Regions from separate parts of the Mus musculus genome. Here all the other regions are linked to region 3. Evidence: chromatin loops called from intact Hi-C (ENCODE). Cell type or tissue: left cerebral cortex. All regions are shown on one strand. Region 1 has its middle 38 kb from the start of Bach2. Region 2 holds the start of Mdn1 (midasin AAA ATPase 1). Region 3 has its middle 91 kb from the start of Map3k7. Region 4 overlaps Mdn1 (midasin AAA ATPase 1). Region 5 overlaps Bach2 (BTB and CNC homology, basic leucine zipper transcription factor 2). Region 6 has its middle 8.1 kb from the start of Bach2. Region 7 has its middle 73 kb from the start of n-TGccc3.

Region 1 (4,000 bases), 320 kb after region 3:
ACAAGATACCTCACCCTGAGGGTTCTTTAAAAAAAAAAAAAGAAGGAAATTATTTACTTATTTTATGTATGTGAGTACAGTGTAGCTGTACAGATAGTTGTGAGCCTTCATGTGGTTGTTGGGGATTGAGTTTTCAGGACCTCTGCTCACTCTGGTCAACCCCACTCGCTCAGTTTCTGCTTGTTCCGACCCAAAGATTTATTTATTATTATACATAATTACACTGTAACTGACTTCAGATGCACCAGAAGAGGGCATCAGATCTCATTAGGGGTGGTTGTGAGCCACCATGTGGTTGCTGGGATTTGAACTCAGGGCCTTTGGAAGAGCAGTCAGTGCTCTTACCTGCTGAGCCATGCCAGCCCAGCGGTGTTCTTCCTTATTGTCAGGGCCACCCTGGTTTGTTGAAACTGTAGAAAATAAAGAAAAAAAAAAGAGAATGAAAATGCACATCTCTTACCCAGCAGTTAACTACTGTTTCCTTTACAGACTTCGTAGCCTATCTCCCTTGTGTCTCCAGGAAATGCATCTGAATATAAGAAGGAAGGTCTGCCTGATCAAATGCTGTCATCCATGGGTGTGTGTGTGTGTGTGTATGTGTGTGTGTGTGTGTGTGTGTGTGTGTTTATACCATCCTCTAATTAGATTGAGGAAAGTCTCCAGCCTTCCGCACTCTTTCCCTCTCCATTGCTTTCAAACAGCTTAGTGCCATCTGGACAAAGACTTGTTTCCTAAAACCAGCGATGTCAGTGAATCTGGGTGCTTGCAGAGGTTGCTTGACAAAATTACTGTAAAGTATGCATGATATTACTCAACAGAAATGTAGCCACTAAGCCTTGGATGCAGTCATGAGGAGCGATTTTTTTAAGTGCACTTTTCAGAGCAAGGCAGTGGGTGGTTAAGAAGTGGAGACCCATGTAGATCAAAGGATAACACCAGATTTTTGTGTGTATGTACATAGATATGTCTCCCACAGGATCAGATGTCCAGTGACAGCATCATATGTTAAGTCACAGGTTCCATCTCAGACAAGGAGAGTGTTGTCATGGTGATGAATCTGAAGATGAAAACAAAACACTCAAACTTTCCCTATTCCAAAAGCATTTACAAATCAATTCTTCTGAATAAAATGTAATTTTCAATATATATATATATATGTACATATATATAACTAAATTGAATTAGCTATGATAATTTAATTACATTACTAAGAGTTTACAAATTTAAATCAGCTGAAGTTTTGTGTTCCTTTTTCCTGTTTGGTTTGGTTTGGGTTTTTTGTTTTTTAAGACAGGGTTTCTCTATATACCCTGGCCATCCTGGAAATAGCTCTATAGACCAGGCTGGCCTCGAACTCACAGGGATACATCTGCCTCCCCAGTGCTGGGATTAAAAGCATGCACCACCATCACCTGGCTTTGTATTTATTATTATCTGTATTGTCTCTGTTTACTTATAAGTAAAATGGCAGGGAAAGAAAACATTTTTCTTATGTTAAATGTCTACAAATAGAACTGCTGAATCAGGAGCTTGCCGAATTTTGAGGTCTTTATTATAAATTGCCAGGTCACATCAGCCAGGAATACTTTTCATGACATGTTGGGAAGTTATTCAAATATCGTCCTCTTGTGGCCATGTCTTAATTAATCCTGAGGCATCTTCAGCACGATCATCTTATTGCCTTCTGGAAGGTTTGCTCTCCTGTCCTCGCCTCGTTCCTCATGCCCTCCATTTGTAGGAAATGCAAGCCAGAAGATATAATGTCTACCCTACTGAAGTTCCAGGCCGCTATGAAGGTGCATGGACATGTTAGGCCGGGATCTCCTGCGAGTGACACTGAATCTTTAGCAAGCATCCCTACGTTCCTTTAAGATAGAGAACCCATGATTTCCCTTGAACTCAGAAGAACCCCAGGACTGTAGCTGCCTGGAACTGTGTCCTTTTCTTTAAATCAATTTCATACTGATCTTCACATTTTATGACCTGACAAATGAGGAAACTTGTAAGGACTTCATTGGGGAAGAGGTTGCTGGTTGCCTACAAGGCACCTTCTCCATACAGAATTTTTCTCATGGCTGAGTTGGTGGCCAAACAACCACATTGTTGCTAACTCTAAGACATTTGCTGTCTGTCTGTCTGTCTGTCTGTCTGTCTGTCTGTCTGAGCTATGACTGATGAGATGTACAGAGCCGTGTCTGTGGCAGTTCTAGAAACTCTTAAGAGGAAGGGGCTATGCTCTCCTTTACTGTTTTAGTCAGTGCTCTAGAGGGGCAGGATGGGTAGAAAGAATATGAATACCTACATACATATAGATATACATATAGATATACATATGCATAGGCTGTGGCTCAGCTGATCTAACAATGGCTGTTACCAACAGAAAGTCCAAGAATCCAGTAGTTGTTTGGTCCCCACGGCTGATGTCTCAGCTCTCTCTTAGTGGGGCCTGTCTTACTCCTGTCTGCAACCATGATCTTACCGCTGTTGTAGCCTCCTGCTTGCCAGCTTCCATTCCTCTGCTCATTTTCTTTCTCTAGTCTCATTAGCTGTAGGAGACTTCTTGGCGGAGTTAAAGGCTACCCTCCCCACTCATGGAAACACCACTGGAAGTATTGAAAAAGAAGAGGGTAGGCTTCAGAGTTCCGAGGCTCACGTAAATTCCAGGAGAGGGCTTCACTGGCTGAGCACCTCACCCCTACCCTGTAGCATGGCTTCACTGAATACCCCACCTCGCCCTGCTTGTTTCTAGCAAGCACAGTAAATGGGGTTGGAGAACCGCAAATGGCTGCGCAGGGGACTGATAAGGCAGGGTATATCTTCCAGAACTTAGAGCAAGGGACAGTGTTTTTCACCACAACAGAGTAATAAACATGCTAAGGCCACAGGTATGCTAACTGTGACTTAACATTATATAGCTTACACAGTATTGAAGGGGGCACCTGGTACTCAGAATCTACAGTCTTTATATACATTCCAACAGTAACATAAAAATAAATCAGTAATTCCTTTTTGTGTTTTTTTAACAATATATTATGGTCATATCCTTTCTCCTTCCCCAACTTCTCGCAGATCCTCTCCTACCTCCATATACATCTAACTTCATGTTCTTTTTTGCTATTAAAATAACAAAAACAACAAAACAAACACACTCACAAAACAAACAAACAAACAAAAAACAAACCATGGAATCAAATTTATATTGGACAACTGAGCACAGAGCCTGCCTTAGAGTGTGGCTGATATATATAATGTCACTCAAAGCAATAATTCGGTTTTTTTAAAAGATTTATTTATTTACTTATTTGTTTGTTTATTATAAGTACACTGTAGCTGTCCTCAGACACACTAGAGGAGAGCATTGGATCCCATTACAGATGTTTGTGAGCTACCATGTGGTTGCTGGGATCAATAGTTCTTAATTTGAAAAAAAAATAATATCTATTCTGTGGGCAATTATTTTGGGCACTGGGTCCTAAGCTGTGAGGAAGCCTTAGTCCTAAGGCCTGGCCCACATGTAGCCCTGAAGATGCTGGAGGACTCTGTCTCCATGGTGATAGATAGCAGCAGACAACAGTGGCAGTGCTCTTCCTTAGGGATCACGCATTAAGTTTTTCTCTCTCTTTCTGAACATGAGGAGGGACACACGGTGAACAGACACTTTTGATCTGGTACCTTGTAAGGCCTCCACAACTCTACCTCCGTGAAGTCACCTTGAGAGGAAGCAAGGAAATAAAGTGGGCTTATCCTGTTCACTCGTCATGCTGCCATGTTTGCATGGGGAGGAGGAAGCAGAAAGGAGGGGGTATTCCTTCCAGAATGCTCTTCTTTAGCTCAGCATCCTTGAGTTACAGATGAATCTCTCATCTCCCGGGTCTATCTTCTTGCTGTTAGACCCTGGGCTGATACAAACACTGGAGTCGGTTTCACACATGGTCCTTACTGTGCCCTGCGCAGGTATGTGCCTCGCCTCTCGATACCTGGAGGGGAGCTTTCCCCCCAC
Region 2 (4,000 bases), 600 kb after region 3:
CAGCAAGGCTACACAAAGAAACCCTATCTCAAGAAACCAAAAGAGCAAAAGCATGGCTACTTGTGACTGCCTATAATTGCAGTTCCAGGGGATCCAGGCCCCTTCCTGGCATCTATGGGCTTCTGCATGGTTGTGCACCTAAAAAATGCAGGTCCACACATACACCTTGTGATGGACACTTTCAATCCTAACATTTGAGAGGCAGAGGCAATCTAAATGTGGGCCTAGTCTCTTGTATATATCAGGTTCCAGGACAACCATGGATATATAGTGAGATCCTGTCTCAAAAGAAAAAGAGAGACAGAGAAAGAATAGAGGGACTCCAGACATGACTCAGTAGTTAAGAACTTGGATCCTCTGATTGTTAAATGCTCTTAACAACTAATGCATTTCCCACCCTCCCCCCAATGAATCTTTTTAAAAAGAAAGTAAAATTAAAGAATGAGTAAGCTGAAAAATCAGGTCAAGAAACTCCCAAAAGGAACCCAAAAGGAAAGCATATTTAAGAAATATAGAGGACAGAAATAGATGTCGGGCAGTGGTGGCACATGCCTTTAATCTCAGCACTTGGGAGGCAGAGGCAGGTGGATTTCTGGGTTCAAGGCCAGCCTGGTCTACAGAGTGAGTTCCAGGACAGTTAGGGCTACGTAGAGAAACCCTGTCTCCCTCCCACAAAAAAAAAAAAAAAAAAAAAAAAAAAAAAGAAAAGAAAAGAAAAGAAAGAAAGAAAGTAAAGGAAAGAAATGTGCTGATACTGAAATAATAGACAAAAAAGTTTAAATAGAAATAAACCCACATGGTACCAAATGAGAGACTACATCTAGATATGTGCTGATATCTAAAGACAGTAAGAAAACATCTTAAAAGTTTGTAAAGTACTAGAATAACTTTTTGAACCAAATTTTCCTTGATACAAAGTATTAAAATACAATTGCCTTTCTAAAGTGAAATCATAGGTATGCAGCTGTAGTCATTAAGTAAACTAAGATAAACGCTATACAATAAAGAGAAACGTCAATGGTGCAAGTGTACGAGTGTACACTCCTGAATCCCCTGTTTCATCGAGCATCAAAAACCATCAATCTTAGTTCTTTTCTCTTCTTTTCTGTTTTTTTGAGATAGGGTTTCTCTGTGTAACCCCGGCTGTCCTGGAACTCACTCTGTAGACCAGACTGGTCTTGAACTCAGAAATCTGCCTGCCTCTGCCTTCCAAGTGCTGGGATTAAAGGCATACACCACTGGCCGGCTAGTCCTTTTCTTGTACTTTATTCTGTATCCATATCCTCTGCATCTGATTGGATCCCTGGATTTTATTTCATTTTTGGTGTGACACTTTCCACAATATACCAATCTGCTGCTGCTCTGGGGGTTGAATGCCTTTCTGGGTGTTCATTGTTAGTGCCTCCACAGCTGGAAGAAGCTTCCTTTCTCTGCACTTAGAGTAAACTTTTATCCAAGTTCTTTGGGTGGGTTTCAGAGATTGAAATCAGTTTGCCAGACTTAGGGGAAAGCATCTTTTAACTGCTGAGTCATCTAGTCAGTTCTCACCACCAAAAAGCAAAGCAGCCAGGTGTTAAAGTCACGCCTTCAATCCCAGCCCTGGGGAGGCAGAGGCAGGCGGATCTCTGAGGTCAGAGGCCTGCCCTGTCTACAGAGCAAGTTCCAGGACAGCCAGGGTTACAAAGAAATCCTATCTCAAAAAAACAAAACAAAACAAAAACTGGTGTGTGTGTTGTGTGCCACATGTATGTATGTATGTATGCCACAGAGGCCAGAAGAGGGCGTTTTATCTCATAGAGATGGAGTTACAAATGGTTGTAAGCTGCACTATGCTGGTAATGGGCTTCTTTATTGTCAATCCCTCTCAATATATTTTGTTTGACATCATTATAGGTTTAACTTGTTCGTGACCTTCATCTTAACAATTCTAACTTTGTGCACTCCGCAGCCTTTCTGGAATCATTATTACTACGGGGAGTATGCGCGAAGTGTGTGAAGGCCCACACGTGCCATGGTGTAAAATAGAGGTCACAAATCAAACTCTGGGCATCAGGCTTGCATTACAAGAGCTTTTAGCCGACTAAGGCATCTCACTAACTCCTACTCTTTTTTTAATTAAGCAATTATTTCCAGGATTTGTAAGAATACTTCAGGGCCATTTTTCTCAAAAGGTCACTCTTTTTATGGGCAACAATCTTGGACAGCGAATCCGCTTATCTTTCACACAGGACCTGTGTTGATACAGAGTAAGTCACTGTGCGCTTAGGTCGCACGCGCCGGCAGCTCCTCGTTTGGCGACGCGAATTTCACTCTCAGAAGGATCAGTCAACCGGCTAACCTCAAAAGCTACTTCCGCTTCCCTTCCTACTAGCAGTGGCGCGGCAGTGACGCATTTCCGCCCACGGGGGCGTGGCAGTAGTCGCGCCGCCGCGGGTTGATGACGCAACGTGAATTCCTTCACCACGTGTGTGTCTGCTTGCCGGCTTTCGGGGGTCTTCTTGCCGTCGTGGGTTTTCGGCCGTCACCCCGCGGCCCCGTGGCCGCGGCCGGAGACTATGGAGCACCTCTCTGTGGAGCTGGTATCCGGGCCGCTGCGGCTAATCGCCGCCAAGAACGAGAAGAGCAGCGGCGAGCTGAACAGGTTCCTGGCCAAGTCGGTGAGCGTGGGCGAAGGGAGGCGGGCCCGGGTCGCGGAGCGCCGAGTCCCGGGAAAGGGCCTTTGTTTTTCGGGGTCAGCTTCCATTTCCTCGCCCCCTGCCCGGCGCTCAGGCCCTGGTGGAGTTCATGCCCTTCAGGAATCGGCGCGGTTGGTTTTTCTGCGAGGCTGCTTCTGTCCGCCTCCCCACCCCCCAGACACGTGCTTTTCCTTCCCTTTCCCCACCCCTCGGATGCTTTTAAGGATGCTTTTCTTTACTTTGACCCTTTGGCCCACTGACGAACATCCATAGTATTTTTTCTGGGCGTCTCAATACACCACTGAGGAGACGCAAAAATCTTGTCTCTACACCCGGGGAGTTCGCGTCTTCTTCGGTGACCGTTCATAACAAACAGCTGAAGGTTTTAACAAGACAGTTAAATTGGGAGATGAAAGACTTTTTAAATTTTATTTTTTTTATTTTTATTTTTTTTACCAAATGAGTCATGTGTTTTCAAGAGCTTTGCCGTATTGGCTTTTGCCTGAGTTGAGCATCCTTACTAGACAAGTTTTCACTTTGCGTTTTAATTTCTTTCTAAGTTTCCTTACCTGCTCTGTCTGTAAGCTTGAGTCAAGAGAGACGTGATTTTAATTTTGTAAAACTCTCAGCCAAGAGTGCATAAAGTACATACACACTCCATTGTTTTAGCAGTCAACAGCAGTGTAGCCCATCCAGTGGTTCGCAACCTGTGGGTCGCCTAAGACCAGCATATTTACATTACGATTCATAACAGTAGCAAAATTACAGTTATGAGTTAGCAACGAAAATAATTTTATGATTTGGGGTTACCACAAAATGAGGAACTGTATTGAAGGATTGTAGCATTAGGAAGGTTGAAAGTCACTGTTGTAGATGAATGAACCTGAGCCATTTGCAGCATTGTAGAATTCGCCAGAGAAAATTCTGAGAGTTTTTCCCGAGGTGTTGAACCTACTTTCTGTCACTGAATTACACCCTTAGCCAAAAGGCATCTTGTTTGTTTTTTCCTTTTGAGATAACATCTCTATTATGTAGCTCTGTATGTCTCCGAGTTCACTGTGTAGACCAGGTTGGCCTCTACATAGACTGCTAGGATTCAAGGCAGGTGTCAAGACCAGCTTGGCTCAAAAGGCTTTTCTGATACTAAATTGAATGTGAAAAACCAAACCTAGTGGGATACATCTCCTGGATGTCTGTCCTGTGTGGCTCCCTTATCAAAATTGCTGTAGGTGGACTCAGCATGAATAGGCACTCTAGAGAGAAAATGGTTTTTTTGTTTGTTTTGGTTTTGGTTTTAAGAGACAGGGTTTCTCTGTGTAGCCCTG
Region 3 (4,000 bases):
GACCTTGTCATTTCAGCTAGACAGGCCAGGCAGCTCTGAAGTCTAGCTTTTATGTAGATTTTGAGGATCTGAGCTCAGGCAGGTCTTCATGTTTTTGCAACAAACTCTATCCACTGAGCCATCTCCCCAGCTCCACCTTGCATTTTGAGACTTGGTGGTCTCTCAATGAGACCTGGAACTCAGCAGCTCCGGCTCCCAGCCAGCAAGCCTTAAGGATCCTCACAGCTCGGCCTCCGTAGCGCCGTGACGACAATGAGATAGTGCTACATTTGACTCTGTAAAAATAATCTAACAGTTGTGCTCATGTGCGCGTGCGTGCGTGCGTGCGTGTGTGTGTGTGCGTGTGTGTGTGTGTGTGTGTGTGAGAGAGAGGGAGAGAGAGAGAGAGAGACCATGTCAGAGGACAACTTTATGAGTTTGTTCTCTCCCTCCAGGGATCAAGCTCAGGTGTCAGGCTTACCCAGTGAGCCATTCAGCTGTCTCAGGCTTGAATTTTCTTCTTCTTTTTTTTAAGTCAGTAAATATAAGAAAGTTTTAAATTGCCCTAAAAGGCAATTTAACACATGGGGGAGATTTTTGAACCTATCACTTTGGTACAGGGCCCAGATTCTGTGACACTGGAGCCTAACTCTCATTGTGAGTGTGACCACTGAGGAGAAGGCTGCCCATGGAAAGCGCTATTTGATAGTCTTAGGGCCAGTGATTCAAGAGAACGAGCCCGCATCTAAAATCCAGAGAGCCTCCGCAGATAAGGAATATTTCCCTGAAATCAAGTGAAGGATTTTTTTCTTTAATTCATTTTTTTTACAGTCCATGTTTTATTCACCCTTCATCCCCCCTCCGACTGTTTCATATCCCACACCTCCTCCCCACTCCCATGTCTCCACATGAATGTCCCCATCCCCCACCCCACCTGACGTCTAAACTACAGTCTCTTGATGGTTAGGTGCATCATCTCTGAATGAACACAGACCCGGAAGTCCTCTGCTGTATGTGTGTTGAGGGCCTCATATTAGTAGGTGTATGCTGCCTGGCTGGTGGTTCAGTATCTGAGAGATCTCAGGGGTCCAGATTAATTGAGACTGCTAGTCTTCTTACAGGATCACCATTCTCCTACGCTTCTTTCAGCCTTCCCTAATTCAACAACAGGGGTCAGCAGCAACCCATTGGTTGGGTGCAAATATCTGCATCTGACTCTTTCAGCTGCTTGCTGGGTCTTTCAGAGGGCAGTCATGATAGGTCCCTTTTTATGAGCGCTCCACAGCCTCAGTAATAGTGTCAGGCCTTGGGATCTCCCCTTGAGCTGGATCCCACTTTGGGCCTGTCACTGGACCTTCTTTTCCTCAGGCTCCTCTCCATTTCCATCCCTGTAATTCTTTCAGACAGGAACAATTATGGGTCAGAGATGTGACTGTGGAATGGCAACCCCATCTTTCACTTGATGTCCTGTCTTCCTGCTGGAGGGGGGGCTCTATAAGTTTCCTCTCCCTACTGTCAGGCATTTCATCTAAGGTCCCTCCCTTTGAGTGCTGGGAGTCTCTCACTTCCCAGGTCTCTGGTATATTCTGGGGGGTCCCCCTAACCTCCTATTTCCTGAGGTTGCCTGTTTCCATTCTTTCTGCTAGCCCTCAGGACTCAAATGAGGGATTTTTAAACGTGATAGCAGGAGTTAAAAGGGAAGCAAGGGACATGCATTTACAAGTAAGTCAGAGACCAGAGGGCTGAGGACACAAAGATGTTACCTGGAGATAGTGAGTGGCCTCCTTCACGCTAGGCCAGCACGGAGCTACTGAGGCAACGCCGTTGCTTCTGCGGATTCCCGTGCTCCAAGAGAAACGGGGCTTTTTCCCTTCCCCAAAGACACTCTGCCAACTAGACCCCAACTGGACCGCCGGATGCGTAAACTGCCCCTGTTCTATGATTCTCATACAAATTTGTCAGTGATTTGCAGACACTATGAAGCAAAATTAGAGAATAATCATTAAAAGCTTCCGACAATATGCCTATCCATAAATTCTTCAAGAGGAAGATGAACCACCTTCACATAGCACGGCCCGGGACCTTACCGGCTCCAGCCATGCCTTCTCTAGCCACTAGATGGCAGTACAAGCACAGACTTTCAAAGGCCCTTTATTGACAGGGTAGCGACAGCCAGCGCTACTAATGAGGCTGGCTTTGTTTTTGTTTCTTTTTTGTCTTCCATAACTTCGGGTTTCTGGTGTCTGATTCGATGTTTTGGGCCACTTGGACTTTCCACTGCACTTCCAGCCCCTTCCAGAGGCTTCATCGTTTTGCTGGGGAGATAACACCGTGGAGCCTTCTGGGAAATTGACTATAGGGATTTGAGAAAAAAGCTTGACTTCCGGCACCCTGGATCAGTGGGTTCATTCTACGAGCTCCATCCAGGTCACCAGCATCCAAATCACTTCCCTGTCGGGACCAGATGTTCAAAGGAAAATCCCGATTCAGAAGTAGGGAATTTCCTAGAAGCGATTTTTAAAATGTATGTTTTTGTGTGTATGTACATCACATGTGTGTGCGTGACCATGGATAGCAAAAGAGGTTGCTAGCGTTTCTGGAACTGAAGATACAGGAGGTTTTGAGCAGCAAGGCACGAGTGCTGGGAACTAAATTAGAATCTCTCGGAAAAATGGGATTCCCCGGAAGAATAGCAAGCATTCTTCAGCAATGAGCCATTTCTCTCTCTCTCTAGGAGCAAAAATTTCCCCCAACTGGATCCTAAGAACCTTGTTCCAGAGGAGAACATCTCTGAGGGTAATTGAGCAAGCTACTCTGGGAACGTATGCCCCAAGCAGAGTTATAATTATTAGTATTATAAGTATTAGTACGTACTACATAAACAGTAAGTGCTGTGCCGAACTCTCTATGAAGATTACCTCATTCACTCAATAACAACTAGCGCTTGTTCCAAGCACTTGAATTTTAAACCGAGTCTGCCTGAGTGAAAACTGTTGTTGTCTCAATGCATACATATATAAAACACAGGACCCTGTGACAGAATCCTGTCCCTTGTGCCTACCGATCCTAAGTTCTAGTTCAGAATGCTTTGATGAAGTCCAAATGCAGGTATGCCTAGCCACGTCCACCAAACAGGAGTCTTCTATAAGTTCCAGTCCAGGGGACACTGGGTCAGATGGGGCCAGCCTGAAGACCAAGGAATTCAGTAATGGTTGGGCTCTGATCCCAAGTGAAGGTGTGTGTGTGCTCAGGGTGGGGTTGGGGTGGGGGTGGACGGGGTACTGTGCTCCAGATAAAGAGAAAGGGCTGGGAAAATCTGATCTCTGCACTCAGTTCTGACAACTCTGGTTCTCATCAGGGGAGTGGCCCTCCTCCTCAGTGCCTCTGGGTTGAGCCCTGCTTGCTTAGATCCTAGAATCCTTTGGAAGCTCAGATAGCATAAGCCTGCTGACGTTAGTCCCACTCGTGGAAATGTAGCCCAGAACTGCACATCTTCATCTGGGTTCGGTACCCACGTGCGTGCTCATGACTTGCTTCTACCAGTCTGTGTCAGAACAAGATGAGAGCACTGTGGGTAGGGGTTAGAGGAAACCCTTCCCTTTGAGAGTCCGTCTTTCCTGGTTAAATACTGATCTGGGGTACTTGCAAGCTTATTTTATTCCCTGGAAATGCATAACTTTGGCAAGAGTAGATTGATCTTCCTTCTCCCCTCCCCCTTCCCCCTTCCCCCTCCTCTCTCCCCTTCCCCCTTCCCACTTTCCCCTTCCCCCTTCCCTTCCCTTCCCAGCTCCCGATCTCTTGCCTCCACCCCCTTAATGCTGGGATTACAGCAATAACCTGGTTTACATGGTCCTAGGCATCAAACCAGGGCTGGAGCACACTAGGGAAGTACTGTACCAACTGTGATACATTTCCAGTCTCCTTTCTTGTCCTTTTTCTTTTTTCCATTCATTTCTTCACTTTTAGCTTTCTTTTTCCTTTTCTTATTTAAAACGTCACTCCCAATTTGTCTCTGAACAGG
Region 4 (4,000 bases), 620 kb after region 3:
CCCTCTTCTGGACTCCATAGGCAGCAAGTACACATGTGGTGTACAGACACACACACACAGAATGCCCATACACATAAAATAAAATGGTATCAGTTTTTTAAAAATAAAAAGGGCACCTCACACTTTTGCTCTACACAAAAATAGTTTTTAAAACATGCAGAGCATATCCTCCTGAGTTTGGCTCACACTCTTGTTATATAATGTAATGTCAGTAGAAGCATTGTTGAAGAAATTAACTGTGTTGTTTGTGGGAAGGGCTCTCCTAATAGTCTTTCCATTTCTCACATTTCTTCTTAGGCAAGTGACAGGAGTTCTTCCCTGGAACAGGAGCTGGCTCTTAAGTCCTTTGTGTTGGTTGAGTCTGTGTGTAAAAATCTTCAGCTGCTAGCTGTTTCAGTGGCTTCTCAAAATGCTGTGTTGTTGGAAGGACCAATAGGAAGTGGCAAAACCTCCTTAGTTGAACATTTAGCTGCAGTGACTGGTAGAACGAAACCTCCTCAGCTTCTCAAAGTCCAGCTTGGAGATCAGACAGACAGCAAGGTAATTAAGAAATGGCAAGTATTGCTGGTTTGGTTTGTTTGCATATATCAGCATTCTAATGTTTTTGCTAAGGGAACATAGAAATAGTTATTGCCCTTGTTTCTGACTTTTAGAGCAAGCTTTGTAAACCTCACATGCCTTCTTCCCTTGTTGAAATTTCATACGACTGTTTTGTTGTTGTTGTTGGTTTTTGTTGTTGTTTTTTGTTTTGAGACAGGATTTCTCTGTGTAGCCCTGGCTGTCCTGGTACTCACTCTGTAGACCAGGCTGGCCTCGAACTCAGAAATCCGCCTGTCTCTGCCTCTCAAGTGCTGGGATTAAAGGTGTGCACCACCACTGCCCGGCTCATACACACACACACGTCTTTTCAAAGCCTTGCTATCTCAGGTGTTTGATTTCTCTAATTCACCTCTTTCTACAGATGCTACTAGGCATGTATCGCTGTACAGATGTCCCTGGAGAGTTTGTATGGCAGCCTGGCACCCTGACACAGGCAGCCACAAAAGGTTACTGGATCCTTCTGGAGGATATTGACTATGCTCCTTTGGATGTGGTATGACGTTTTGCACTTTACTCTGCACATTTTGTCTTTGAAGAACGTTTTGTCCACAGCGCTTGGGGGGTGTTTTGGTGTTCTGAGTTTTACATGATACATTTTAAGAAGCTCATTCCTAGTTACCTACTCTGACTTGAGAACGTGGGTTTCTTCACTTGTCTTGTGTTGCACAGAGTGTTTATTGAGTTTTGTGCTGACTTGATAGTGATTAAGTAAAGTGAGCTGTCTAATGCTTGATGGGAGCAGTTAGTGATACAATTGGACCTTTGAGATCAGCTTCCCAGGAGTGGCAGCTATAGAAGAGGGCTACAAATGGCTCAAATGCTTGTTTTTTTGAGATGCTTTTGATTATACAGTTGTGTTCCTGTTGATCTCAGATTGACATAGCTCTTTCCTATGCAGTCATTATAGGAGCATGCCACAAGGTGGCTTACTTCTGCAGTTAAGTGGCGGTCTGTGTTTCTTCTGAAATCCTTAAACTATGACCAAAGGTGAAGCTCTACATTAAGTGTGTATTGAATTGTAAATAACTGGAGAAGACAAATAATGGTTATGTGTTGGGAGGGGCATTCCTCTCCCACCAAATCTAGCTGGTTCTGGCTCGTTCTTTATGATTTAGTGAATCTTTTTATCTTTGGAGCAGGTTCAGTGAATTCTTCTGAATTAAGCTTATCATGCTTTTTTGGCCATTTGCATCTGTTGGTTTTAAAAGTCCTAAGTCCTGTGTACATCCTACTGTCTTGATTTTTTTTTCTGGACCACAGTAGCACTCAGTGACTATTGAGTTAATAAGGTGTACTGGAGTGCAACTTAGAAAACAAAAATGGATTTGATTTCAGTTTGCAGTGTGAAGAAAACTGGATGGAGCTTACTTTAAGGATATGTCCATCATTTGGACATAAGTGGTGTTTGCTTGTTTGCTTATCAACTCTGTCCCCATGACTTTATCAATGGGGTTTTGTGATTTAGGTTTCTGTGTTGATCCCTCTGCTGGAACATGGAGAGCTTCTGATTCCTGGCCACGGCGACTGTTTAAAAGTAGCTCCGACATTTCAGCTGTTCGCAACCAGGAGGTATGTGTGACTCTCTGTCCTGATTCTCAAACCAGGTTCGATCTTTGTTTTGCTGAAGTCATTTATTGCTGAAGTCATTTATGCTTCAAAGAAACATCTTATCATTGATATCTAAACACACTGTGGCATTATCCCAGTGATTTAAAAACAATTTGAAAAAATTCTATCAGTACTTTTTAAAAAAAAAAGACTTGTGGGTCAAGTAACCTACCCTAATTTACCTGTATCTAGCAGTAAAATGGCAGCTTTATTTATGAATAAGGAATTGTATAGCAGTCATCCTATTTCTGATTTCACTTACCATGGTTTTAGCTGCTCAGTCAGTAGGATTTGAAAGTATTAATGGAAAATTAAATAAAAATTTACAACTTTTCGCTGGGCGTGGTAGCGCACGCCTTTAATCCCAGCACTTGGGAGGCAGAGGCAGGTGGATTTCTGAGTTCGAGGCCAGCCTGGTCTACAGAGTGAGTTCCAGGACAGCCAGGGCTATACAGAGAAACCCTGTCTCGCAAAAAAACCAAAAATTTACAACTTTCATAGTATTGTTCTAATTGGTTGTTTAGAGTTTAGTAGATTTGTTGTAGAGACTTGCTGCACTACAGGCTGTCATCAAATTCAATAAGATTCTGTTTCTCCCATGGGGATATTATACTTTATTCTTGTTTTGCATAATTAATAAAACTTTACCATTGGTTTCTATGTGTAGAATTTGTACTGTCTGGTTTCAGTCATCCGTCATAGATTTTTGGGGGAGTGCCCTGTATATGAAGCAGGTTGACTGTAACTCAATATGAAGTCTGAACCTTTCATGTGCCACTGTTTGAATTCTCTCCTTTACAATGCAGGCTCTTGAGCTGTGGAGGAAGTTGGTACCGACCAATGAATAGTCATGCTACTATGCTAGACAAATACTGGACCAAAATTCACCTGCATAATCTGAATAAGAAAGACCTGAATGAGGTATGCAGCTTTGGATAATAAGAGGCTTTTGTTTCTATTTTTCATCATGAAAATTCCAGAAGCTCCACATAGGGATAAATATAGGAGCATGCCTAAATGAAATATCCAAAGTCTAGTTCCGAAAAAGACATCTAATGCTCTGGAACTAGAGATACTGCACTTTCAAACAGAATGTTGATCTCAGCACACCTAACAATTTTTATTCTTTTTTTTTTTTCTTGGATGTTTTGTTTTGTTTTGTTTTTTTTTGAGACAGGGTTTCTCTGTGTATCTCTGGCTGTCCTGGAACTCACTCTGTAGACCAGGCTGGCCTCAGAACTCAGAAATCCACCTGCCTCTGCCTCCCAAGTGCTGGGATTAAAGGCCTGCGCTACCACTACCACCACCCCCTCCACCACCCCCACCCCGCCTTTTCTTGGATTTTTTTGAGGCAGAGTTTCTCTTTGTAGCGTTGACTGTCCTAGAATACTCTCTGTAGACCAGCCTGGCCTTGAACTCACAGATATTCACCCATCTCTGCCTTCTAACCTCTGGGATTAAAGATGTATGTCGCCACTGCTCTGTCATTTTCTGAAACTTTGTGCCCCCATTATATCTTGACTAGGGGCTGTATTCTATGCTGGCAATGTCTACTCAGCTACCTGTGACTGACAAGTTCCTTTTCTACTCCTTGCAATCTTCCTTGTCTCCCAAGCATCCCTGACCACATTGTTCATTTGGCAGACAAGGCAGATGAACCTAGGGTTTCTCTTTTATGTTAATTTCCCTATCAAACAGAAGTGAATAGACACATCCATCAATATTTTATAAAATGTTGGTTGGGTAGTACGTCTGTGATGTAGAATTTCCAAGCCCCAGGTCCAGTGCTAAT
Region 5 (4,000 bases), 370 kb after region 3:
TGTAATCAAGCGAGCTTTTAAATATTTCAGGTAGGAACTAGCAAAATCTCAGGAGCAATTAGCTTCCATTGTAGTTTCGCTCCCTAGCGAAAACATTGCCTACGCAGTGCTGATCCATCATCAGGGTGACCAACGCTAACAGGCAGAAGACAGTCAGCACTGCGTTCATTAGTTTTTGTTAATTATTTTCTGTTTCATGTATATGTGCCCTTCTCTGTCTTTTTCCTCCCAACAAGGTTTTCTATTACAAGTTAAATATTATTTTATAATGTAAGGGCATAGCTATAAGCAGCACATAGCTCGTGGTCACCCTTTCGAAGCCTTGGGGTTGGACAGTGAGAGTTCAGACTAGACGTTGCTTCAGCCTCCTCTGTGACCTTCTGGGATGCGGTTCTCATTCATCAAATTAAGAGAGAAATTGTGACAGTACCTTGACTTTGCCTCACCTGGGGCGCGATGAAAGTGATGAATGGGAGCAATAAACACAGAAGTTACAGCACAGCCCAGAAGCAGCGAGGGTTCACTGTGAGCAGGGAACGGATTTTAACTGCAGAGTCCCTTTTCATGTTGATTCTGCCATCCTAGGTACCAAGGCTGATTGTAGCATACATATTAAGGTCAGCAGATTTTCTGGGTTTCAGTGTTAGGACCTGGCAGTCTGTAGTGAAGACAGACATTCCTCAGGTTAAGGACCAAGATGGTTTGCCTTTTCTTACAGCCATATCTCATCCCCCACATTGTATCCAGGCTGTGCTTTATATGCGTTCTCTCTCTCTCTCTCTCTCTCTCTCTCTCTCTCTCTCAAGAAAATCCTTTTCTTAAGAGATTCTTCTTAAGAAGAATCCTTTTCCTCAGAGAAAATCCTTCCAGGTGACTTTCAGAGTTCCTGGCATTACAGTGCATGCATGCACAGGCACACACGCACAGGTACACATGCGCACACTGGCACACAGTGGCACACACATGCACACACTGGCACGCACACCATTACCTTTGCCAGCCTCACTGCACTTTGCCACTGAAGCGTCTATGAGAATTATAGACTGGAGAAGGTGATAAATTAAACTCTGGCTGTGATTTCCTACCTCACCTTTGGGGGGGATGACAAAGGATCTGAAATTCATCCGGTTGATACACTCTACTTCTTCGTATGTAACAGTGGTTTTAACCTGTCCTTCATGTGCAGTTTGAGGGTAGTGGCCAGGCTGGGCCCATTATTCCTTTGGTTGAATAATATAAAGAATTTGCAATGGAGATTACACTAATGATGTATTTTAAGTGCATGTCCGCATTGGTAGTTTAGTGCTCTCAGTCATGAAATGCTTTGGAGTTTATTTCTAATGGGTAAATGCTCAGAAAAACTGAAATTTTCAATAAGATTGACATTTGGAGTAAGAAATATAAATCTAATGAGAGCATTTCAACCAAGGCTTGTAATTAGGGCTGAATAGAGTAAATTTATACATGCTCGCTGCAGAAGGGCACGGCGGAAGGTGAAATTGCATGCTCTTCTGTGAAGGAGCGAGGAAGGCCAATGTATCAGTGTCAGGCCGTGACACCAGAGTATAAATGACACTGTCACCAAGTGCTGCACTGGGTACCAAGGGAATTCCACTCGAGTAAATTACATTACTTAGACAGACCTGAAGGCACCGTGCTGGAATGAGTGCAGAAAAGGAGAAGTCTGTCAGCACAAAGCTGAGAACGTTGCCATATAGCCAACTGCAGGATGCACAGCGCTGGCTGTGTGGGACCTGGAAGGGACAATGTTCCGGTCTGTTGTTAGCTTATAGACGTGACAGATATGTACAGTTGACCTAGAGAATGGGTATAAGCTGATTTCTGTGATCTGGTCAGCATTGGGTTTCCCTTATTATTTACAGTTGGGTGGCAATAGGGGGTCAGTGTACATTTGCCATTCTTTCTTTTTCTCTGTTGTGAGAATCTAACCCCTGCCCCCTCGGTAGCACTGTTCACCTCATTTCCAGCCCCACTGTCATAAAACACATGGTCGCCATGGTCAGGTGGAATGTGTCTGTAATCCCACCTACTGGAGAGACAGAGGCAGGAGGATTGCATAAGAACTCTTTTTCTCACACTGTGTCTTTCTGAGAGTTGATCTGTCTTAGCGTTTCTGGGCAGGAACTGGGAGAAGAGATGAAACATCAGTGATGACGCCATCTCCTCTCCTCACTTACTGAAACATGCGCTGGTCTCCTTTTGTCTGGCTGGGATGCCAGTCAGTCCCTGAAGAAGCCAATCACAGGGACTCTAGAATCAGTCACTCACTCCTTGGCTAGGAAGTAAATTGTCCCAGAGAGAGTAGTCTGAAACATCAGGGTGGCTTTCTCAGCCATGTGTCACACCTTATCCTTCTTGAGACACCCCTAAACAGCCTCTTGGGGGACACGCTGCATGGAGAACATGGACTCTGCAGGTTATCTCCACACGGGTTACATGGCAGGTGTTCCGCCATCTTCCTAACACAGGGCACATTGGACATCAGAGGTGGCACTCAGGCTTGAGTTTTAGTCTTTCCAAAATAATGCTGTGTCAGAGGTGGAATTTCATCTGCGTTTTGTGCCTGTATAGACTTTATTCATTTAATCATGGGATTTAGGAAAGCCACCTTACTTGGAAAACTAGGTTTGAGGGCAGGAGAAGAGAAAATGACATATTTTCTAATTTATTTAAGTATACCCACCTTTAAATTACTTCAAGACGCTCTGGTGCAGCTCAGAGGTAGAGTGCTTACGCAGGACATGCAAGGCCCTAGGTTCCATCCCCACTAATGCATAGGTATGGGTGTCAGTCTGGGATTCTGAAGTGACATCTGCGTAAAAGCTTCACACGGTGTCCATGTGAAGCCTGAGCTCACTGAGCGCTTACTCATCAGCCGTGGGAAGTCAGCCTCGCCTGCACTGGCATGTCCCCGTTTCCATCGCATTTCACTTGTGTGCTCCACAACATCAGTAGGGGAATTGTATGTGTGTCTTGGTGTTTACTACAAAGTTACTACGTGACGTTTTTCCCCTGGCTTCTCCATGACAGCCTGCTACCCGAACTACAGCTCTGAGCTCCTGTGAGCTGAACCCTGGTGAAAGAGCTTTGACAGCATCTAAAATGTTTGGAGCCTCCCTCCATTCTGAAGAGCCTCCTTTGTTCCAACTGCCCTACCAGTGTTGTTGTTGTTGTTGTTGTTGTTGTTGTTGTTCTTCTTCTTCTTCTTCTTCTTCTTCTTCCTCCTCCTCCTCCTCCTCCTCCTCCTCTTCCTCCTCCTCCTTCTTCTTCTTGCGTCCAAATTGGAAAGGGAGCAGGGGGCTCTCCTAAGGAGGAACGGGTCTGTGGAGGATTGCGAGCACTCATTCAGAAGCTATTCTTAGTTCCCAGAACTATAACGAGGCTGGGCTTTTTGTCCTGCTGAAGCTCCATTAAGGAACGATCCCTCTACCTGCCACCTGATTCTGTTTTCCCCAAGGACGCCTGGTGTTTTCTTCCCTCATATTCTGAATGGACTGGCTTCTGAGTCAGGCGCATCTTGCAAGGCAGTGAGTCCTGTTGCCGTGATGGCTCACCTACTCCTCAGCTGTCCTCTGAAGTCTGCATTAGCAGCGCTTGCTGCAGACCTGGATTCATCGTCAGAAGTCAGCCTGTCCACGGCAGCAACTTACCCACATTGTCACGCCAGTGTTGGCAGCTGACCACTGCTGCCTTGCACTGCTGTGTTCCTGGGCTCCCACTGCTGCAGATGAGAAAAAGAATGCAAACAACAGAGTCCCCCACCAGAGCCCATAGCCATGTTCCAGAGGACAGTGAAGTCATTGTTCAGAGGTGACCTAAGGACGAAAGCATTTAAACAATAAGCCCTCTTGTGAGATGTGGTGAACTATGCACTGCAGACATTGTGAAGTCCTCTGTCTCGGGGAAGGCAGTTTCTGCACGGGTTTCAATACCTTCTTGACAGCCATTTAGGAGAGGAAAGTCACTTGTCTCACAATAG
Region 6 (4,000 bases), 350 kb after region 3:
TGTGGGCATGAAACACTGTCTCCAAAGCCACAGGAGACAAAGGGGGGGGGAACAACAGGTAAGGGTGACCATGTAAAAATTAAAAACTTCTGTGCTTTTAAAGAAGACCATTAAGAAAGTAAAAAAGACAAACCTTATTCATGAGATAAAATATGTGCAACTTGCATATCTAACAAAGGTTTAGTATCTAGGCTATATAAGTAATTTTTGTAATTCAACACTCTTAAAGCAAATAACTCAATAACAAGCAAAGAATTAAAACATTTTCCAGAAAATATGTACATGAAACGACACTCGACATCATTAAACATTAGAAAATATAGATTACAGTCATAATGAGATGTCACCTTACCCCCAGTGAGATGAACGTCCGAAAGACTACCACAATGCCTGTGGGGGTGTGGAGACCCTACTGATGGATTGTAAAAGAGTACTATCATGGGAAGCGTTTTGAGCAGTTGTTCAAAATGTTAAAGAATCAGTGTATATCCCAGTACACTAACCAAGGTTCTCCAGAGAAATAGAAGGGTGTGTGTGTGTGTGTGTGTGTGTGTAAGAAAGACTCGAGAATAAACGAGAATAAATGTGTTTTGAGGAACTGGTTCACATGTTTATTGTGGAGGGCAATATTATCACTTGGACAGGATCTAGGATCATTTGTGAGACAAGTCTATGGGTCTACCTGTGGGGATTGTATAGATTAGGTTAGCTTCTGGCCAGGCATGTGAAGGATTATCTTGATAGGTTTAATTGAGGTGGGAAGACTCACCCCAAGTATGGGCGGACACATTCCCTGGGCTTGGTGTCCTGGACTGCATAAAGGGACAGAGGGGGGGTGGCGGGGGGGCGGGGGGGGGGAGTAATCTGCACACCAACAGTCACCATTCTGTTTCCCCACTTCAAATGCAGTATGGCCAGCTCAAACCTACCATGACAGACTGGATCCTTGAACTGTGAACCAAAATGAACCCTTTGAGCCTTAGGTTGCTTAAGGGCTCCATGTGTGTGTGTGTTAATTTTTTTCCAAGGAAGGAGTCATCAGGTTGTAAAAGGACCTTTGATAGGAGAAATGTTAAAACATTATTTAGAGTGCCAGGCTAATTTTCTGGCCGTGTGATACATTGCACTAAGTGGTAGGAAGATTTTATCACAGCAACAGGAAAAGTGTTGAGAAAATTAAGACAATATGGAAGCTAACAAGTCTAAACTCTGTTTAGACTCTAAAGGCAGACAGTCTGCTCTCCCTCAGAAAGGCCTTCAGCCGATTGAATGAATCCCGCTTGTATTCTAGACAGTAATTTGCTTTACTTAAAGACTACATTAGTAAATGCTAAGCCCATCTTGCTTCAAGAGCAGAAACCCTAGTGTGGACTGAATAAAGATTGCCTCACTCAGTGGTCAGAGTGAGCAGATGGCATACTCCCAAGAAGCAACATAGGAAAGACTAAATGATTTTTTTTCTTTTTAAGAGCAGAAAATGTAAAACTTAAATTCAGAGCCGGGCGTGGTGGCGCACGCCTTTGATCCCAGCACTCGGGAGGCAGAGACAAGTGGATTTCTGAGTTCGAGGCCTGGTCTACAAAGTGAGTTCCAGGACAGCCAGGACTATACAGAGAAACCCTGTCTCGAAAAATAAAACAAAACCAAAACAAAAGACCAAAAAACCCTTAAATTCAAAGGGGGGGAGGGTTGTTACTATTGTTTGTTTGTTTGTTGTTTGTTTTTAATTTGGTTTACGTTTTTCAGTGATGTAAGTGGTGGAAAGAATCAATGTCAGCAAAAAAACAACAACAAAACAACAGGAAGTTAAGTTGGATCTAAGATGACTGTAGCGCCTACAGAACATCAGCTAGACCAACACAGCAGAGACTGACCAGAGGAGCGGGTGTTCCCAACACTGTCAGCTAACTTGGTGCAGCCATGTTAACAATAGGATTGACCAGAAGCCAGGTGGCGATGTCCCTAAAGCCAAACCAGTGCTGAGGCAAACAGCACCAGAGGAAATCACCCCGAGATGCCCGGGGCCTTAGTGCCAGTGCTGGGGCCTGGGAACAACATGAACTCTAGTTCTTCTACAGATTTTAATCTGGAGTTCACAGATGCATAGAGGACCCCTAATAGACTTGAAAAGGTCCTTGAACCTTTGATTACCACATGGAGCAGTTTTGTGTGTGTTAATTTTTTTCCAAGGAAGGAGTCATCAGGTTGTAAAAGGACCTTTGATAGGAGAAATGTTAAAACATTATTTAGAGTGCCAGGCTAATTTTCTGGCCGTGTGATACATTGCACTAAGTGGTCTGGCACTCCCAAGTCTTGGACTAAAAATGAATTCTTAGTGCATGATCTCACTGCCTGCAGGGCAGTTTGATTCTGCCCTGGCATTTGATGGGACTTGTTAGAGGATTCGGAAAGGCAGGATGTTGGTACGTTTGAGGCCATTAAACCAAGAAGGAAGAAAAATATATTGTGGAGTTGAATTAAATGCTGAATGGCTAAGGACATTTTTTATGGTCTTTGTCAACACTCGGAAGGAAACCCTGCTTAGAAACAAGTGAGTGACAAACCAGCTCCGTCTAGATGCAGCATGTTGGGTAAACAAGTCGTCTTTCCAAGAAACGCCGCTTCAGTCATGCTTTGATAGTGGAGACCGGGAGGGCTGGGATGCTTGTGTCTGTGATTATAACTAGTATATGACCTAGAAAAGCATCCAAAGGTCCTTTTCCATATGGAGACCAGAGTTCCTACAGCTCTGGTGTCAAATGTGGAAAACAAATGAAGGGTGTGTCCTGGAGGCCCTGATCTATAGGAGAGATTCTATATAAAATGAGGCACAGCCCTCAAAGTGCCTCTCTCTCCAGGCCCTTGCTTTAAGTCTTATTTTTGGTCTTGATCATTAATTCCCATTACAGTAGATGGACAGTGGTGATGGTTGCTCAACCAGAAATGTACTTAATGACCACTAAACTGTTTATCTAAAATGATGAAAATGGCCAATTATAAACTCTGGATACTTTATTATGACAAAAACATAGGATAATACAGAGTGGCGACGGTCCACTTATCTTATGTGAGAAGATTTCTGTGCAGGAGAACTAAGCGTTCAGAATCTTGTCAGTGGCCAGTCTCACCCAGAGAGATCCTGAGGGCCCTGCCAGCCAGGGAAGAAGAGAAAAAGGACAGGCCAATTTCTGTGTCAGTAGGAATAATGAGCCAGGTGAGAAATCACAGATGATAAATAAAGTAGAGACGAGGATGGGTAGATTGATGTGAGATGTAAGGTGAAGATAGAACTGACAGCCTGTACTGAGGGCCTAGCCAGCAGTGAGGAGCAAAGATGGTTCGTGGTTTTTTCTGCTGGAGCAGTTGGGTCCACGGTAGCATCTTCTGTTGACATGCTGCCTCATGCCTCTCTTACCTGCCGCTCGCCTCACTTGTCTTTAAGGGCTCTCGGCATGACTTCCTGTAGCCTTTCCTTGCTTTAGCTGCCATCCTTGTGTGGCCCCACAGGGTCAGCTCAGAAACTTGTGAGTGTGGGATCCGGATGCTCAACTGTGTTGCCTGGATGGCACGAAGCAAGCCAGTCTGCAGATGAGACTGAGAGGCTGTGTGGCTCTCAAGAAAGGGTCAGAACTGTGCAGGATCTCTGTTGGCTTCTAGAAGAAAGATAGCAGAGGTCTTAGAAGACTGCAAATCTTAGGAGGAGGCAGAAAGATCTCTACAACTTGACCAAGTACTGAAGCTAGGAGGAAGAGTTAAGGCATTGTTGATGACCATCCAAGATCCAAGAAGAAACATTCTTCATGAAGTTGACAGAAGCCCCTAAGAGGTATGCCTGCTTGCAGCCCACAGTGAACTTGATGTCTGGCTGTGTGATATAGTATCCTTGAAGTCACGTGGGCACTAATACCCCGATGCCATTTGAGAACCGACTCTGCGGATGTTTTCTGGGTGGGCGTTGCCAGGGCTGATGATCCTCTCTAGAGGCTGGATTTCAGGATGA
Region 7 (4,000 bases), 250 kb after region 3:
CTGCCCAGCAGTCACCACTATCCACAGGTAGCCAAAGTCCTGGAATTAAGACTAGTGCACATTGGTAGATGCTATATGTGAACAGTCCATATTATTTCAAGAGCCAGTGTAAAATGTAAAATATCTCATTAATAATTTGTATATTAAGACAGAGCATATTAAAATAATATATGCATACTGTTGTACTATAATATATATTACTTATAATATATATTTTATATATATTTGGGCTAATCATCTGGGTTATTTCCTAAAGCTTTCTAAATTACAAGTTCTCTTTGGCATCATTCTCTAAAACCTGCAAAAACAGAATCTTAATGGCTCTGTTAGCTAATGCAGCGTATATTGTGATTACGAAAGTATGGATCCACAAAGGCAGTGGGCTTAAGAAGTTTGCATAGTTAGTGGCCTTCCTGGCACCCTTGTTAGACTGAATAAACAGAACTCCCTGACAGATCCTCTCCAGTCTACCATGTGGGACAATCTGACATTCTGGTGAGTCACTTTCTAATGATAGTCTTTCTTTCGTTTTTTCGTATGTAAGAAACCAGCGTTTTAAATAAGATGTGGCAAATATTAATCCCTAATTAATGATCTCTTAATGCAGCAAAATGAATTGCAATTTCTACAGAAACAAGGAGACAATTTTTATGTATATCAGATACCCCAATATGCAGTTAAAAGAGTATAGAGTGCTTCAAATCCTGTGAAGGCGAAGCTCTAGGAAAATCCTATCAGTTCCAACAGCATGTACCATTTCTGCATGCTGTTAAAGTGCAGGCCTGGGGAAGCAGCTATGTTGGCAGAGTACTTATCTAGCATGAACAAAGCCCTAGGTTTGATCCGCAGCACCACATCACCCAGCATAACACACATAACACATTTGTAATCCCGGCATCAGGGGTTCAGGCAAGAGGAGGGAGATTATTTTTGCTGTGTGCTTTCACCCCTGGAAAATGCAGAAGGAAGAAGGCATTCTTCGGTCAGTCATCAGTTGCCTGAAAATGGCTGCGAGCTCCTGTTCCAGAGTGCCTGCCTCATCTGTCTCCCTGTTTCGTGTCTTGAAGTGGAAAGAACCATCAGAAAATTAAACAATAGCAGTCGAATACCTAGGAGCAGGAGGGATTGATTCCTGAAGTGAGTCAGGGGTGTGTCATCCTGTGTGACACTGACACCAAGCTAATTGAATGTTGAGACAAACATGCGTTTGCCTGTGTGTGTGTGTGTGTGTGTGCGAGCGAGTGCGCACTCACACATGTGTGAGTTAAAGCCTTCCTGTCAGTATGTGAAGTGACTGTGAAGGGCACCACAGCAAACTCTGGTTCTATCAAGAATGTACCTATTTTTAACATGCTGGATCAAGTGTCTGCAGTCATAGGGGATGAGGAAGGAGTAGAGAATGTGTGTGTGTGGGGGGGGGGAGACTGACTTGAGGAGATTCTGTAAAGGACCCTCTGGCGTGTTTACAGTTCAGCTGTGCATTCTTAATGGCTCCACTGCTGCCAGGTCAGGTAACATTTTCTTTGCATGTGATGAATGGCAGAGAATTCTCTTGCAAGGGAACCAAGGAGCTGGGAGGGGGGAAAGGGGAGGACAGGGATAAGAAACACACAGCTCCAGAGGGGTACAGCCCTTGCTTTGCAGTTGCCTGTGTGGATAGAAACCAGATGGCATGCTGGAACACCCGCTTGGCTATCTGAGGAGCCAAACATATGGCTAATGGTGGGGAGAGCGAGCCTCAGAGCCAGAGCTTTGCTGATGTTTCATATTACAGATTGTTACAGTGTGTCATTACATGGCAAACCTAAGTGCTTAATACCCACTGCAGGCGCTGGCCATACACTTACAAGAAGGACTGTTAACTCTTTGCTGGCTCTGAATGGAGGAGTGACATCATCGGGAGACTGAAAATGTCTGGTGTGGAGGAGAATTTTGTAGTGGAAACAATATTGTTTTAAAACGTGAGAAGCCATCACTCCACTGAATTCAGCTGTGCTCTGAGAACCTTTTTGTACGAGACTTTATTTCCCCTTCTCTTCCTATTTCTCTTTCTTTCTAACACACACACACACACACACACACACACACACACACACACACACACACACACTGAGGTTGGGGGGGGTGCTAAAATCAAAATCCAGGCTGCGACACCACTCTGGTGGGTCAGACAGCATGATCACCTGGAAGCCACATAGCTGCACTCAGAGGTCGCACATTTGAAGTTTCTGTTTGGGAAGCTCTGGGCAACAGCAGGTCTGTGTTATCTGAGGAGCTGCTGAGCCCATTCATCTGCTTTTCACAGCCCGCTTCCTTTTATTTTTAGCCAGATCCGTCAGGCCTGACAGGCGGGTAATTCGAGCCAGAGGAAGGGCAGCGCTCCAAGTCCTTTCCACAAAGCAATTCTTCTCCTCCCTCCTGGGAGGGCTCCAGACTTGGCCTGCTTCGGGCAGATGGATTTGTTGAGTCATGTGAGAGAGAGCATTTACACAAAAACACAGTGAGGCAGTGGAAATGAGACAGAAAGAAGGAAGGAGAGAAAAAAAGAAAGAAAGAAAGAAAGAGAGAGAGAGAGAGAGAGAGAGAGAGAGAAAGAAAGAAAGAAAGAAAGAAAGATAGATAGATAGATAGATAGATAGATAGATAGATAGATAGATAGATAGATAGATAGATAGAGTAGAGCAGCCAAAGCAGAAAGGAGGGTGAGTGAGCCAGGGAAGCTTGTGGCCTGCAGCGTGCAGCCTAGTGCAGGAATTCTGCAGCAGTCAGTGCCCGAGGAATGCCATAGAGGCTCTTGTATATAAGGTAATGTCTAGTTTACTGCATGGGTGGAACCCGGCTAGACGCTTCCTCTTTTTAGCAGAGGAAAGCAGTACTGGGAAACTTATATGTATGTATATATATATTTTTTACAAGCAGCACTCAGTAACAAAGACCACACTGTGACAGTGTTGGTTCCAGTAGCGGTAACTGACCAATGGGCTGCTTTAGAGAAAAAAATGAGTTTGCTTTGTGATGTAATACAAGTTTGCTTTGTCTGGACGCCAGCAAGACTGAGGACACAGAGGAGGGGGAAGAGGAAAATTGGACCAGGACTTTTGGTTAATGGTTTCCAGAGATCATTGAGAGAAGTTGAGTGGAGGGGGGAAAGTGGATAATGTGGAGAGTTGCTGTGAGGTATACCGTAATTACGGTAGGTAAAACAGAGCTTTTCCTATGGCTTCCGTGCTCAAGCTGATGTGAACGGTTTTGAAACGCTGAGGAAGGCATTGTTTCCCCCCACCCTGCCAGCACCCCCACCATGGCACTAGTTTCTCCTTTAGCATTTGGACAGTGAGAAGAACCAGATTCTACATTATGGGAAGCAGCATTAACTTCATGGATCGGTTTTGCTTACTCTTGGTACCACAGGCCTTTAAAACAGTCCGTGGAAACGGTCCCCGCTGCTCATTCATAAAGTTTGAATTAGTTTATATACAATAGTGCAGGAATTCTCCCGGTTTTGCAGAATGAAAGTCTGCCTAAGAGAAAAACGACCAAGTTATCTAAGTGTGCGATCCGTCCAATGGAAGAAAGCACACAGTGCAGAGATCAGGAAATACATGGACACTGAAATGGAAATGGAGAGACGAGGGAGTGACTTCATAGACAGCATCCCCGCAACCTTGCATTTATTCTGAACTCCACTAGTGCAGCCTTCCCCGCCCCCTTCTCAGCCTCCCTAGAATGTAGGTCAACTTCACCATGGCTCCTCATATTTTGTTAGCATTTTAAAAGTTGGAACATTTTGCCGATGTTTTGAGACGGAAATGTATTTAAGTTGCCTGGGTGGTTTCAGTAATTCTGGAACGGAGCTCTCACATTCCTGCTGTTGCTAGTCACCAGTGAACTGGAGTAGTCAGCATGCAGAAACAGCTTCAACTAGAACAAGCACAGCGCTCACAGTGTTGCTGATCAGACGCTCTGACGCTCACACCCCTCCACGTCCCTTCACGCTGCT

What was found. Peaks named below come from ENCODE experiments on the same cell type or tissue, not always from the same donor. Only the 100,000 strongest peaks of a DNase experiment are listed, where the experiment ranks them.
Region 1: it touches region 3 in a loop (2.6-fold over the local background); 3 of 42 quality-filtered maps call a loop at or near these places.
Region 2: it touches region 3 in a loop (2.2-fold over the local background); 3 of 42 quality-filtered maps call a loop at or near these places.
Region 4: it touches region 3 in a loop (2.4-fold over the local background); 3 of 42 quality-filtered maps call a loop at or near these places.
Region 5: it touches region 3 in a loop (3.0-fold over the local background); 4 of 42 quality-filtered maps call a loop at or near these places.
Region 6: a loop joins it to region 3, with 2.6 times the contacts of the local background. A loop is called at or near these places in 5 of 42 quality-filtered maps.
Region 7: a loop joins it to region 3, with 3 times the contacts of the local background. A loop is called at or near these places in 2 of 42 quality-filtered maps.

What each region holds. Positions count from the first base shown.
Region 1 is chr4:32,377,717-32,381,716 of GRCm38, forward strand. It overlaps a transcript of Bach2 not described here. Among named protein-coding and RNA genes, the nearest start is that of Bach2, 38 kb to the right of the region's middle. In left cerebral cortex, a CTCF peak has its summit at 1,615 (motif pointing left); no DNase peak of the experiment used is centred here.
Region 2 is chr4:32,654,696-32,658,695 of GRCm38, forward strand. Mdn1 (midasin AAA ATPase 1) reads left to right here and starts at 2,424. Exons shown (of 102, transcript NM_001081392.1): 1 at 2,424-2,657. The coding sequence starts at 2,556. In left cerebral cortex, no CTCF peak of the experiment used is centred here; a DNase peak (open chromatin) is centred at 2,402; H3K4me3 peaks cover 1,831 bases; H3K27ac peaks cover 896 bases.
Region 3 is chr4:32,053,218-32,057,217 of GRCm38, forward strand. No RefSeq gene overlaps it. Among named protein-coding and RNA genes, the nearest start is that of Map3k7, 91 kb to the left of the region's middle. In left cerebral cortex, a CTCF peak has its summit at 2,092 (motif pointing right); DNase peaks (open chromatin) are centred at 2,099 and 2,535; H3K4me3 peaks cover 871 bases; H3K27ac peaks cover 790 bases.
Region 4 is chr4:32,668,502-32,672,501 of GRCm38, forward strand. Mdn1 (midasin AAA ATPase 1) reads left to right here. Exons shown (of 102, transcript NM_001081392.1): 6 at 298-540; 7 at 962-1,093; 8 at 2,066-2,169; 9 at 3,015-3,129. Among named protein-coding and RNA genes, the nearest start is that of Mdn1, 13 kb to the left of the region's middle. In left cerebral cortex, CTCF peaks have their summits at 29 (motif pointing left) and 1,523 (motif pointing right); no DNase peak of the experiment used is centred here.
Region 5 is chr4:32,427,398-32,431,397 of GRCm38, forward strand. All of the region lies in intron 1 of Bach2 (BTB and CNC homology, basic leucine zipper transcription factor 2), which reads left to right. Among named protein-coding and RNA genes, the nearest start is that of Bach2, 12 kb to the left of the region's middle. In left cerebral cortex, no CTCF peak of the experiment used is centred here; DNase peaks (open chromatin) are centred at 2,232, 2,912 and 3,741; H3K27ac peaks cover 998 bases.
Region 6 is chr4:32,407,324-32,411,323 of GRCm38, forward strand. It overlaps a transcript of Bach2 not described here. Among named protein-coding and RNA genes, the nearest start is that of Bach2, 8.1 kb to the right of the region's middle. In left cerebral cortex, a CTCF peak has its summit at 1,956; no DNase peak of the experiment used is centred here.
Region 7 is chr4:32,301,536-32,305,535 of GRCm38, forward strand. It overlaps a transcript of Bach2 not described here. Among named protein-coding and RNA genes, the nearest start is that of n-TGccc3, 73 kb to the left of the region's middle. RefSeq lists an enhancer at 368-3,875. In left cerebral cortex, no CTCF peak of the experiment used is centred here; DNase peaks (open chromatin) are centred at 1,716, 2,375, 2,854, 2,992 and 1 more place; H3K4me3 peaks cover 1,057 bases; H3K27ac peaks cover 2,714 bases.